Linked DNA regions of Homo sapiens: region 1 is linked to region 2. The links are chromatin loops, found by intact Hi-C in ENCODE. Cell type or tissue: heart right ventricle. All regions are shown on one strand. Links, peaks and the distances in the headings refer to the core of each region. The heading gives the core; the rest is flanking DNA. Region 1 overlaps ARHGEF37 (Rho guanine nucleotide exchange factor 37). Region 2 holds the start of LOC124901106 (a long non-coding RNA gene).

Region 1 (5,377 bases), core at 229-5,228, 840 kb before region 2:
GTTAAGACACATACCACCTGTCCTTTCCATGTATTTATAAAGGGGAGTTTTTCCTCCAGGAAAGAGAGAGAGAATGTGTATGTCTGTCTGCGTATGGGAGAGGGGATGTCTGTTGCTGTCTTTCCGCCTCACTTCCAATCATTTATTTATCAACACAGAGAAGTCCTTTTCTGTAAGCACAGTGACTTGGAAAATTCCTTCCCTTTTTGGCTCTGTGGCTCTATTTTGTTTCACAGTAGTTTCTAAAATATTGGGATGTTTTTTCTAATTTTGACTATAAACTGTTCTTTATATGTTTCTTTTCTTTTTCTTTTTTTTTTCTCTTGAGATGGAGTCTCGCTCTGTCGCCCAGGCTGGAGTGCAATGGCATGATCTCTGCTTACAATAACCTCCACCTCCTGGGTTCAAGTGATTCTCCTGCCTCAGCCTCCTGAGTAGCTGGGATTGTAGCTGGGATTACAGGCATGTGCCACCACTTCTGGCTAATTTTTGTATTTTTAGTAGAGACAGGGTTTCACCATGTTGGCCAGGCTGGTCTTGAACTCCTGAGCTCAGATGATCTGCCTGCCTTGGCCTCCCAAAGTGCTAGGATTACAGGCATGAGCCACCATGCCCGGCCTTCTTTATATGTTTCTATATTGTTTATTTAGTTATATAATGAGCAAGAGCCTCTTTCATTATTTAAACAATTTTTCTAAATGTTGTCCAAAGAATATATATGGGTGGCAAATAACCACTTGAAAAGATACTCAAGATCATTACTCATTAGGGAAATGCACATTAAAACCACAGTGAAATATCACTTCATAACTATTAGGATGGCTAAAATGAAAAGATTGGCTCTACCAGATGTTGACCAGAAGGTAGAGGAACTGGATCTCTTATATACCATTGGTTGCAATGTAAAATGGTACAACTACTTTCAAAAAGATCTTAGTTAAATACACACTTAACTTATAAAGTTAAATATACACTTATCATGTTATCCGGAAACTTCACTCCTAGGTCCAGCTTTATTGTAATAGTGAAACGGGAAACAAACAGTTGTTTATTCAGTGTGTGAAGAGACAAATTGTGGTATATCCATATAACAGAATTCTGCTAAGCAATGGAAAGTAACGATGTATTGATACATGCTTCCATACGAATGGATCTCAAAATAATTTTTCTGAAAGAAAGCCCCAGGCAAAAAACACTACATAGTGCATACTGTATTATTTATTTATTTATTTAGAGACGGATTCTTGCTCTGTTGCCCAGGCTGGAGTGCAGTGGCGTGATCTTGGCTCACTGCAACCTCCGCCTCCTGGGTTCTAGCGAGTCTCCTGCCTCAGCCTCCCAAGTAGCTGGGATTACAGGTGTCTGCCACCACGCCCAGCTAATTTTTTGTATTTTTAGTAGAGACAGGATTTCATCATGTTGGCCAGGCTGGTCTCGAACTCCTGACCTCAAGTGATCCGCCTGCCTTGGCCTTCCAAAGTGCTCGGATTACAAGTGTGAGCCACTGTGCCTGGCCTGTATTTTTCATTTTACATAAAATTCAAAGGGAGTTGCTATTCCATACCTGAACTCAAACTTTTTGGTGGCTTCCAAGAAGAACCAAGAGTTGTGTATGACCATATCAGTCTAACTCCAGTTGCAACAATGTCATTGACAATTTGATATTTATTCTGCCAGTGTTTGCCCATGTCTTTCATTCATTAATTCAATTAATTGAGCACCAACTAAATGCTAGATCTAGAGTAAACACTAGGTAATGCACTGATGAATAATAGACACATGATCCCTGCCCTCATGGAGTTTCCATTATTTTGAATGAAACTCTGAGTCATACAACAAATAGAATAAACAAAATAATTATCATGGGAAAGGAGTGGTTCTTTTGAAGTGTGATGGAAATCAGTGATAGACTTGTCTGGGTTTCAAGCAGAGAAGTAAAGTGACAAATTTTATGTTTTTCTGTTTTTTGTTTTTGTTTTTGAGATGGAGTCTTGCTCTGTTGCTCAGGTTGTGCAGTGGCACAATCTCAGCTCACTGCAACTTCTGCCTCCCAGTTTCAAGTGATTCTCCTGCCTCAGCCTCCCGAGCTGGGACTACAGGCATGCACCACCATGCCTGGCTAATTTTTCTTTTAATTTTCAGTAGAGATGGGTTTTCACCATGTTGGCCAGGCTGGTCTCGAACTCCTGACCTCAGGTGATCCACCTGCCTCGGCCTCCCGAAGTGCCGGGATTACAGGTGTGATCCACCATGCCCAGCCCAATTTTATGTTTTTGAAAGACCACTCCACTCTGATGCTGTGTATCCAGTCAGGAAGCTGTTGTACCAGTCCAGGAGAAAGGTGGTGGAGGTTTAGACCCAGATGGTCTCAGAGTTGGAAAGCACAAATTAGTAGATATCTTTAATAAAACAAAACAGAGCCCAGAGGTGGACACTGATCAACACTCTTTGAATTTAGTAGTTTTATCACTTTTTAGTCCTTATTACTGTCCTGTCTCTGCCCTCTACACCAGCCTCCACCACTGCCTCTTATTCCATACATGTAAGTATGTCACAAGAGACTGACAACACCTTCCTGGTCCAGATACACTGGACTACAGCATTCCTTTGATCTACTGATCTAGTTGACTGTCAGTAAGAGAATGAGGAAACTCTGGCATGACCAGTTTTTATTAAATTAGCCTATGCTGACTCCAGATGATCTCTGTTTCCCTTTCTAAGGGCTAATGAACTATTTGTTGTAATCAAGTGGCAGAAATCCAGCTCAGAGTGGCTTAGGGAAAAGGGGGATGAGGAATAAAAATGTATTCACTCATATGAAAAAGGCAATCAGTCTCTATCATGGCTGAAATGAGTCATGCCATCATTTCAGTCTCTCTCTCAGTCTCTCAGCTCTGTTTCTATGGTATTAGTCTTATTCTCAGTAAGGCTCTGATATATAGTTCTTCTTATTACTATGATTAGCTGTTTATGGCACCTGCTTAAATATTATGCATCTAGATCGGCCATGTGTCTTTAGACAACTTCATACATCTGATCAATGGTAATGCTACCCTTTCCATCTTAACAATAATAGAAGCAAAAAACCACAGCTACTATAATTGAGAGTTTACCATGTACCAGGCACTCTATTAAATATTTTACTTGGATTATCTTAGGAAATCTTATAACAACCCTGTAAGAAAGGTTATATAAATATCCTAGGAAAGCCAGCTAATGGATTGCAGAATCAGCATTTGAAATGACATTTTTCTGGCTCCAGGGCCTGGGCTCCTAACCTTCACCACACCTCTCACAATCAATCTTTAGGACTAAGAAGAGGAAAGCACTGCCACCAAATAGTGTGCCTCTCTCTTACTTTTTCTGAACATCAGTCTTAAAATATGCTTGGTAGTGATAGTAGGGATGGGACTTTGGAAGTTATCCTTATAATTTTGTTGATTCCAGCTCTTTTGGGGGTTTTAGAGTTCTGGAAGCTCTTTGTACAGGATCCTCCCTTCTGACTATGGTGTCTATCTTTATAAACCAGGCTTGGTAGCCAGGGTCCCTATGTGCACATTCTTGTTTCTGTAGGTCTTCCCTCCCTTTAGTCTTTTTTTTTTTTTTTTTTTGGAGACAAAGTCTCACTCTGTCGCCCAGGCTGGAGTGCAGTGGCATGATCTCAGCTCAGTGCAACCTCCGCCTCCTGGGTTCAAGCGATTCTCCTGCCTCAGCCTCCTGAGTAGCTGGGATTACAGGCGTGTGCCACCACTCCTGGTTAATTTTTTTGTATTGTTAGTAGAGACAGGGTTTCACCATGTTGGTCAGGCTGGTCCTGAACTCCTGACCCCGTGATCTGCCCGCCTTGGCCTCCCAAAGTGCTGGGATTACAGGCGTGAGCCACGGTGCCCGGCCTTTTTGTTTGTTTGTTTGTTTGTTTGTTTGTTTGCTTTGAGACAGAATCTTGCTCTGTCAGATTTTCTTTCTTACAGGGTTGTTATAAGATTTCTTAAGATAATCCAAGTAAAATATTTAATAGAGTGCCTGCACTCCATGCCAGGCTGGAGTGCAGTGGCATGATCTCAGCTCACAGCAACCTCTGCCTCCAAGGTTCAAGCAATTTTTGTGTCTCAGCCACCCAAGTAGCTGAGATTACAGGCGTGTGCTACCACGCCTGGCTAAGTTTTCATATTTTTTAGCAGAGATGGGGTTTTGCCATGTTGGCCAGGCTGGTCTCGAACTCCTGGCCTCATGTGATCTGCCCGCCTGACCTTCCAAAGTGCTGGGATTATGGGCATGAGCCACCATGCCCGGCCCCTTTATTCTTCAACAGGGTCCTTTGCTCTCATGATGTCTGAGCTTCACCTTTGACAGCTTTCTATGAACCATTCCTGGAGTCTGAGACCAGATTGTTTTCCTTTTTCCCCCCTTCCTTAAATGTTTAAATGGGCTCCTCCTGGGAGTAAGAAAGGGAAAGAAAAAAAATTAAAAATAAATAAATAAAATGGCTCCCCTTTAAAGCCTTGGGCAGCTAGCTGATGGATCCTCAACTTTCCCTGCCCAGACATTTTATCTTCTGAAAGAACTTTCAAATGATAATTTCACTTTCCCCAGGGATCAGCTTAGTTCCATTTTTCCATTCAGTTCCTCCAATTGGTCAAAACTAGGCCAGGCTCAGTGGCTCATGCCTGTTATCCCAGTGCACTAGGAGGCCAAGATGAGAGGATCACTTGAGGCCAGGAGTTAGAGACCAGCCTCGGAAACAAGTGAGACCCTGTCTCTACAAAAAGTTAGAAAATTAGCTGGGTATGGTGGCACATGTCTGTAGTCCCAGCTATGTGGGAGGATTGCTTGAGCCCAGGATTGCATCACTGTGCTCCAGCCCTGGGTGACAGAGTGAGATCCTGTCTCTTAAAAAAAAAAAAAGTTTTGAATATTGTTTCCTCTTGTTACTTTTCTCTCTTGAAAGGGATTAAATAATCAGGATGCCCATATCATTTTTTAAAAGTTTTATTATGTTTTTAATTGACACATAATGTTTTATTAATTAATTAATTAATTTATAAGACAGGATCTCACTCTGTTGTCCAGGCTGGAGTGCAGTGGCATGATCACTGTTCACTGTAGCCTCAACTTCCAGAGTTCAAGCGATCTTCCCACCTCAGCATTCCAAGTAGCTGGGACTACAGGCATGCACCACCATGCCTGGCTAATTTTTTGTTTTGTTTTGTTTTTGAAACACAGTTTCCCTCTTGTTGCCCAAGCTGGAATGCAGTGGCGAGATCTCAGCTCGCTGCAACCTCTGCCTCCCAGGTTCAAGTGATTCTCCTGCTTCAGCCCCCCGAGTAGCTGGGATTACAGGTACCCGCCATCACGCCTGACTAATTTTTGTATTTTT
Region 2 (5,377 bases), core at 166-5,165:
ATAGAGCACACATTTACTTTTGCTTCCTCTCTCACTTTGCTTTTGTCACTAAAATGACCATAGGTTGTTTTAAGTGTAAATCTACAAGAACAAAGAGAACAGGAGATGAGAAAACAATAGAATTTGAGAAGCAGGAAAGCAGGTGAGCAAGTGTTAAGTCCCTTAGTAGACCCCAAAAAAACTGCATCCTAAACCTGCGGCTAGAAAAGCTGAGAAGCCACGTAGTTAGGTGGCAGAACAGACTCAGGAACTGGTGTGTCGGGTACCTGGGTGGTGAGTAGAGGTGGGACTAAAAAGAGGAAGGTAGTTTGGAAGTCTGTTTCTGAGGCAGTGAGATACCCACGCCCTCTCCCTCCCCGAGGGCCACCCGTCCCCCTCCTTGAGGGACAATTGCAAGTGTCTTTCCCAGACAAATAAAGAACGTGAGCCTGGTACTGAAGCTGAGAGGCCCAGTGTTCTCCCCTACCCACAGTGTGAAAGCCAGGCCTTCACCCAAGCCACAGCCTGGAGGAAGCTTCTCTGTGGAGCATGACCATCCCAGGAAAAAAAGGCCTCAGGACTCTGACACTGGGAATTTCCTGATGAAACAACTCAACCAGAATACCCTATAGGAAGCCCTTGGTGGATAAGTCCTACTCATGGGTCACAGCTGTCTTAGACAATCAGGTTTTTTAGATAATCCAGAATCCTGGGACATCTAAAGAAAGCCTTTAACATAAAAGAGAGTGAACAAAACAACCACACAGAAAAAAAAAAAAAAGCACTATGGAGGAAATGAACTGTCATTAATAGCCCTAGGGAGAAAAAGGAGGATACTGCACCCATGAAACAAGAATAGGATGCTATAAAAGTATAAGTAGTATAGAAGAACAAAGCATAGCTCTTGAAGATTTAAAATATGAGGGCAGATATTAAACAGTCAATAGATGGAAGATAAAGTGTTTTTTTAAAATCTCCCAAAGTGTGGACCACAAAGATAAATTTAAAAATCAGACAGAAAAGATAAGAGAATTAAACACCAGTCCAGGAGGCCCAACAGCCAAATACCAAGTTCCAGAAATAGAGAACAGAAAATATAGAGGGGAAGAAATCATCAGTGAAATAAGTCAATACATTTTCCAGAACTCAAGGACATAAATTTCCAAACTGAAGAGGCCCAGTGAGCACTGAGGACAAGGTGTGAAAGCAATTTCACAGCAAGGGATGCTGTTGTGAAGTTTCAGCAAAATAAGAACAAAGAGAAGATTCTGCAAATTTCCAGAAAGGAAAAATCAAGACAGATACAAAGGATTAGGAATCAGAAGATTAGGAATCAGAATGACTTTAGAGTTCTTTCTTTTTTTCTCTCTCTCTTTCTTTCTTTTTTTGAGATGGAGTCTTGCTCTGTACCCAAGGCTGGAATACAGTGGCGCAATCTCAGCTCACTGCAACCTCTGCCTCCCATGTTCAGGTGATTCTCCTGCCTCAGCCTCCCAAGTAGCTGGGATTACAGGCACCCACCACCACCACTGGCGAAGTTTTGTATTTTTTTTTTTAGTAGAGATGGGGTTTCACAATGTTGGCCAGGCTGGTCTCAAACTCCTGACTTCAGATGATCCACCTGCCTTGGCCTCCCAAAGTGCTGGGATTACAGGCGTGAGCAACCATGCCCAGCTGAAAAAGTTTTAAATTGGGTAGGCGGTTTGGGGACGGAGATGGAAAAAAAAATTTTTTTTAAGTTTGAAACTGATGTAAAGAGGATGGTGAAGATCTGCTACTCATTTTACAGCAAATCTTGTAGAACTATTTGATTCTTGTTTGCTTGTTTGAGGCGGAGTCTCACTCTATAGCGCAGGCTGGAGTGCAGTGGAGCGATCTCGGCTCACTGCAGCCTCTGCCTCCTGGGTTGAAGTGATTCTCCTGCCTCAGCCTCCTTAGTAGCTGGGACTACAGGCTCGTGCTACCATGCCAGGCTAATTTTTTTGTGTTTATAATAGAGACAGGGTTTCACCATGTTGACCAGGCTGGTCTTGAACTCCTGACCTCAGGTGATCTGCCCGCCTCAGCCTCCCAATGTGCTGGGATTACAGGCGTGAGCTACTGCACCCGGCCTGATTCTTTAGACTATGTGAATTTACAACTTCAATACAAGGTAAAACTAAATTTATAGTTTTTTTTGTTTTGGGGTGTGTGTGTGTGTGTGTGTGTGTGTGTGTGTGTGTGACGGAGTCTCACTGTGTCACCAGGCTGGAGTGCAGTGGCGTGATCTCAGCTCCCTGCAACCTCTGCCTCCTGAGTTCAAGCGATTCTCTTGCCTCAGCCTCCTGAGTAGGTGGGATTACAGGTGCCTACCACCATGCCCGGCTAATTTTTGTATTTTCATAGAGACGGGGTTTCACGATGTTGGTCAGGCTGGTCTCCAACTCCTGACCTCAAATGACCTGCCCACCTCGGCCTCTCAAAGTGCTGCGATTATAGGCGTGAGCCACCGCGCCCAGCCTAAATTTAAAATAAAGGGAATAATGCATCACAGTCACTAGATTCTAAACCAATGGTGATAGAATGGCAGTCCGAACTCTTTTCTCTGTGCAGCAGTTTCAGGACACAGCTGAGGGAAATCCCACGGTCATCCTGCCCGTGCCCTTGGAGGTTAGAGACTGATGCCAGCCAAGAGGGAGGGTCCCAAGACTGAGTTTCCCAGAGGGCGTGGACAATGGCTCCCTGCATCTTTCCTTACAGGGTAAGAAGTCCCAGTTTCTCACTTGTCACACAGGCTCCACCGCCCAGGGAAGGAGCCTTGTCCCACCTACCCCTGACCACAGGAGGAGGGAGACAGAGTAACAGGAAGCAGTGGAGCTTGGATGCCACACCCTGATGGGGAGATGGAGTAAGGTGGAACCCAGCTCCACAGAGTTTCATACAGAGAAAGTATGACTTAGAGAGGGGAAAGGAACTGGCCCAAGGTCACACAGCAAGGTCCCCAGAACTGGAACTGTTCTGCAGTTTGCATGAGTGTGAAAAACAAAAGAACTTGAGGCAGACTGCCTGGGGCCACATCCCAGCTTCCAAATGGCTGGTTTCAGGGCTGGAGATGGGGGAATGCAGGTGATGCTGAGACATCTCTGTTTTTTTCTTTCCAGAAAGCCAAGAAGTTCTCAAAGACTCCTGGGGCTTGAAAGAAGGACCCAGGAGCCAACTTGAAGGGGCACCGCCAGCCAGATACGGAACAATGCCAGCCTCAATAAGAATAATTTGGCCAGGCCTGGTGGTTCATACCTGTAATTCCAGCACTTCAGGAGGCTGAGGCGAGAGGATTGCTTGAGCCCAGGAGTTCAAGACCAGCCTGGGCAACATAAGAACCCTGTCTCTACAAAAAATTTAAAAATTAGCAAAAGCGTGGTGGTGTACACATGTAGTGCCAGCTACTTGGGAGGTTAAGGTGGGAGGATGGCTTGAGCCCAGGAGGTTGAGGCTGCAGTGAGCTGTGATTGCATCATCACACTCCAGACTAGGCAACCGAGCAAGAGACCCTATCTCAAAATAATAATAATAATAGTAATAATAATTTGTCCTGCCTCTTTAGAAGGAGCTGTAGTTCAATCCCAGTTGATGAGAAAAAAACTCTTCTTTACAGAAGAGTGCAAGCTTCTTGCATTTCTGCAGAAGAAAAGACAGAAATAGAAAATCATCTTGTTGTAACCCTTCGTAAAATAATTGATCAATAATTGATCGTATAATAATTGACAGGATTATCCAGGGAGTCAGAACCCTGGGATGAAAGGCTGGGGGAGGACAGAACAGTCACATGCCAAAGAGTCCACCTGAAGCCTCTTGCTGGTTGCCAAAGGGGAGAGGTGTTTTACAGTAGTAAAAAATGGTGCAGTCTTGCTGTCACCACCTCAGACAAGTGATCAAATTTAGCATCATCAATAGTGGAACAATCTGACATGTGTCTCTGGATGGGATATAATAATAATAATACTCAGCATGAGCTGGGCAGTATCTTTACTAAAGATTGTTAACCTGAATCTGCCTTTTTTTTTTTTTTCTGAGACAGAGTCTCACTCTGTCACCCAGGCTGAAGTGCAGTGGGGTAATCTTGGCTTACTGCAACCTCCTTGCCTCCCTGGCTCAAGCAATCCTCCCACCTCAGCCTCCCAAGTAGCTGGGAGCACAGGCATGCAGAGCCACACCTGGCTTTTTTTTTGGGGGGGTGGTGGGTATTTTTAATAGAGACAGGGTCTCGCCATGTTGCCCGGGCTGGTCTCAAACTGTTGACCTCATGATCCTACCACCTTGACCTCCCAAAGTTCTGGGATTGCCGACGTGAGCCACAACGCCCAGCCTGAATCTGGCTTTGGACCTAAACTCCAGTTTAGAGTCAATACAGGGGGTAGAAGAACAAGTTAAATAACACCATGAAGAAACAATCAGATATATCCAGGGACAGCCTATAAGATAACACCTGCTGCCAGGCACGGCGGCTCACGCCTGTAATCCTAGCACTTTGGGAGGCCGAGGTGGGCGGATTGCCTGAGCTCAGGAGTTCGAGACCAGCCTGGGCAACACAGTGAAACCCCGTCCCTACTAAAATACAAAAAATTAGCCGGGCATGGCAGTGTGCACCTGTAGTCCCAGCTACTCAGGAGACTGAGGCAGGAGAGTTGCTTGAACCCGAGAGGTGAGGTTGCAGTGAGCCGAGATCGCGCCACTGCACTCCAGCCTCGGTGACAGAGCGAGACTCCGTCTCCAAAAAAAAAAGATAACACCTGCATTCTCCAAAGAATCAATGTCACAAAAAAAGGTGTATGTGTGTAGATACATGGGGATCTGTATTTTAAAGGATTTAAAAAACAATAAACCAAATGCAATTTGTAAATCTTTGTAAGATGTACGATTTGAAAAAAACAAGTATAAAAGATTTTTTTTTTTTTTTTGAGACGGAGTCTGGCTCTGTCGCCCAGGCTGGAGTGCAGTGGCGCAATCTCAGCTCACTGCAAGCTCCGCCTCCCAGGTTCACGCCATTCTCCTGCCTCAGCCTCCCGAGCAGCTGGGACTACAGGCGCCCGCCACTACGCCCGGCTAATTTTTGTATTTTTAGTAGACACAGGGTTTCACCGTGTTAGCCAGGATGGTCTCGATCTCCTGACCTCATGATCCGCCCGCCTCGGCCTCCCAAAGTGCTGGGACTACAGGCTTGAGCCGCCGCGCCCGGCCGTAAAGATTTTTTTAAAAGCAGGGAAATTTGAATATCAGATGGACATTTGGAAATTGTTATTGATCTTCTTAGGTATGATAATGAAGTTTTAGTCTGGTAGGAGAATTTTTTTAGGAGATGAGGCTGAAGTACTTGGAGGTAACATGACATGATGTTTGAACTTATTTTCACATTGTTTAG

What was found. Peaks named below come from ENCODE experiments on the same cell type or tissue, not always from the same donor. Only the 100,000 strongest peaks of a DNase experiment are listed, where the experiment ranks them.
Region 1: it touches region 2 in a loop (12-fold over the local background); 1 of 110 quality-filtered maps calls a loop at or near these places.

What each region holds. Positions count from the first base shown.
Region 1 is chr5:149,584,303-149,589,679 of GRCh38, forward strand. The region is part of intron 1 of ARHGEF37 (Rho guanine nucleotide exchange factor 37); the gene reads left to right. Among named protein-coding and RNA genes, the nearest start is that of ARHGEF37, 5.5 kb to the left of the region's middle. In heart right ventricle, for the core only: no CTCF peak of the experiment used is centred there; no DNase peak of the experiment used is centred there; H3K27ac peaks cover 3,601 bases.
Region 2 is chr5:150,419,488-150,424,864 of GRCh38, forward strand. LOC124901106 (a long non-coding RNA gene) reads left to right here and starts at 2,572. Exons shown (of 2, transcript XR_007058994.1): 1 at 2,572-2,719; 2 at 3,120-4,858. In heart right ventricle, for the core only: no CTCF peak of the experiment used is centred there; no DNase peak of the experiment used is centred there.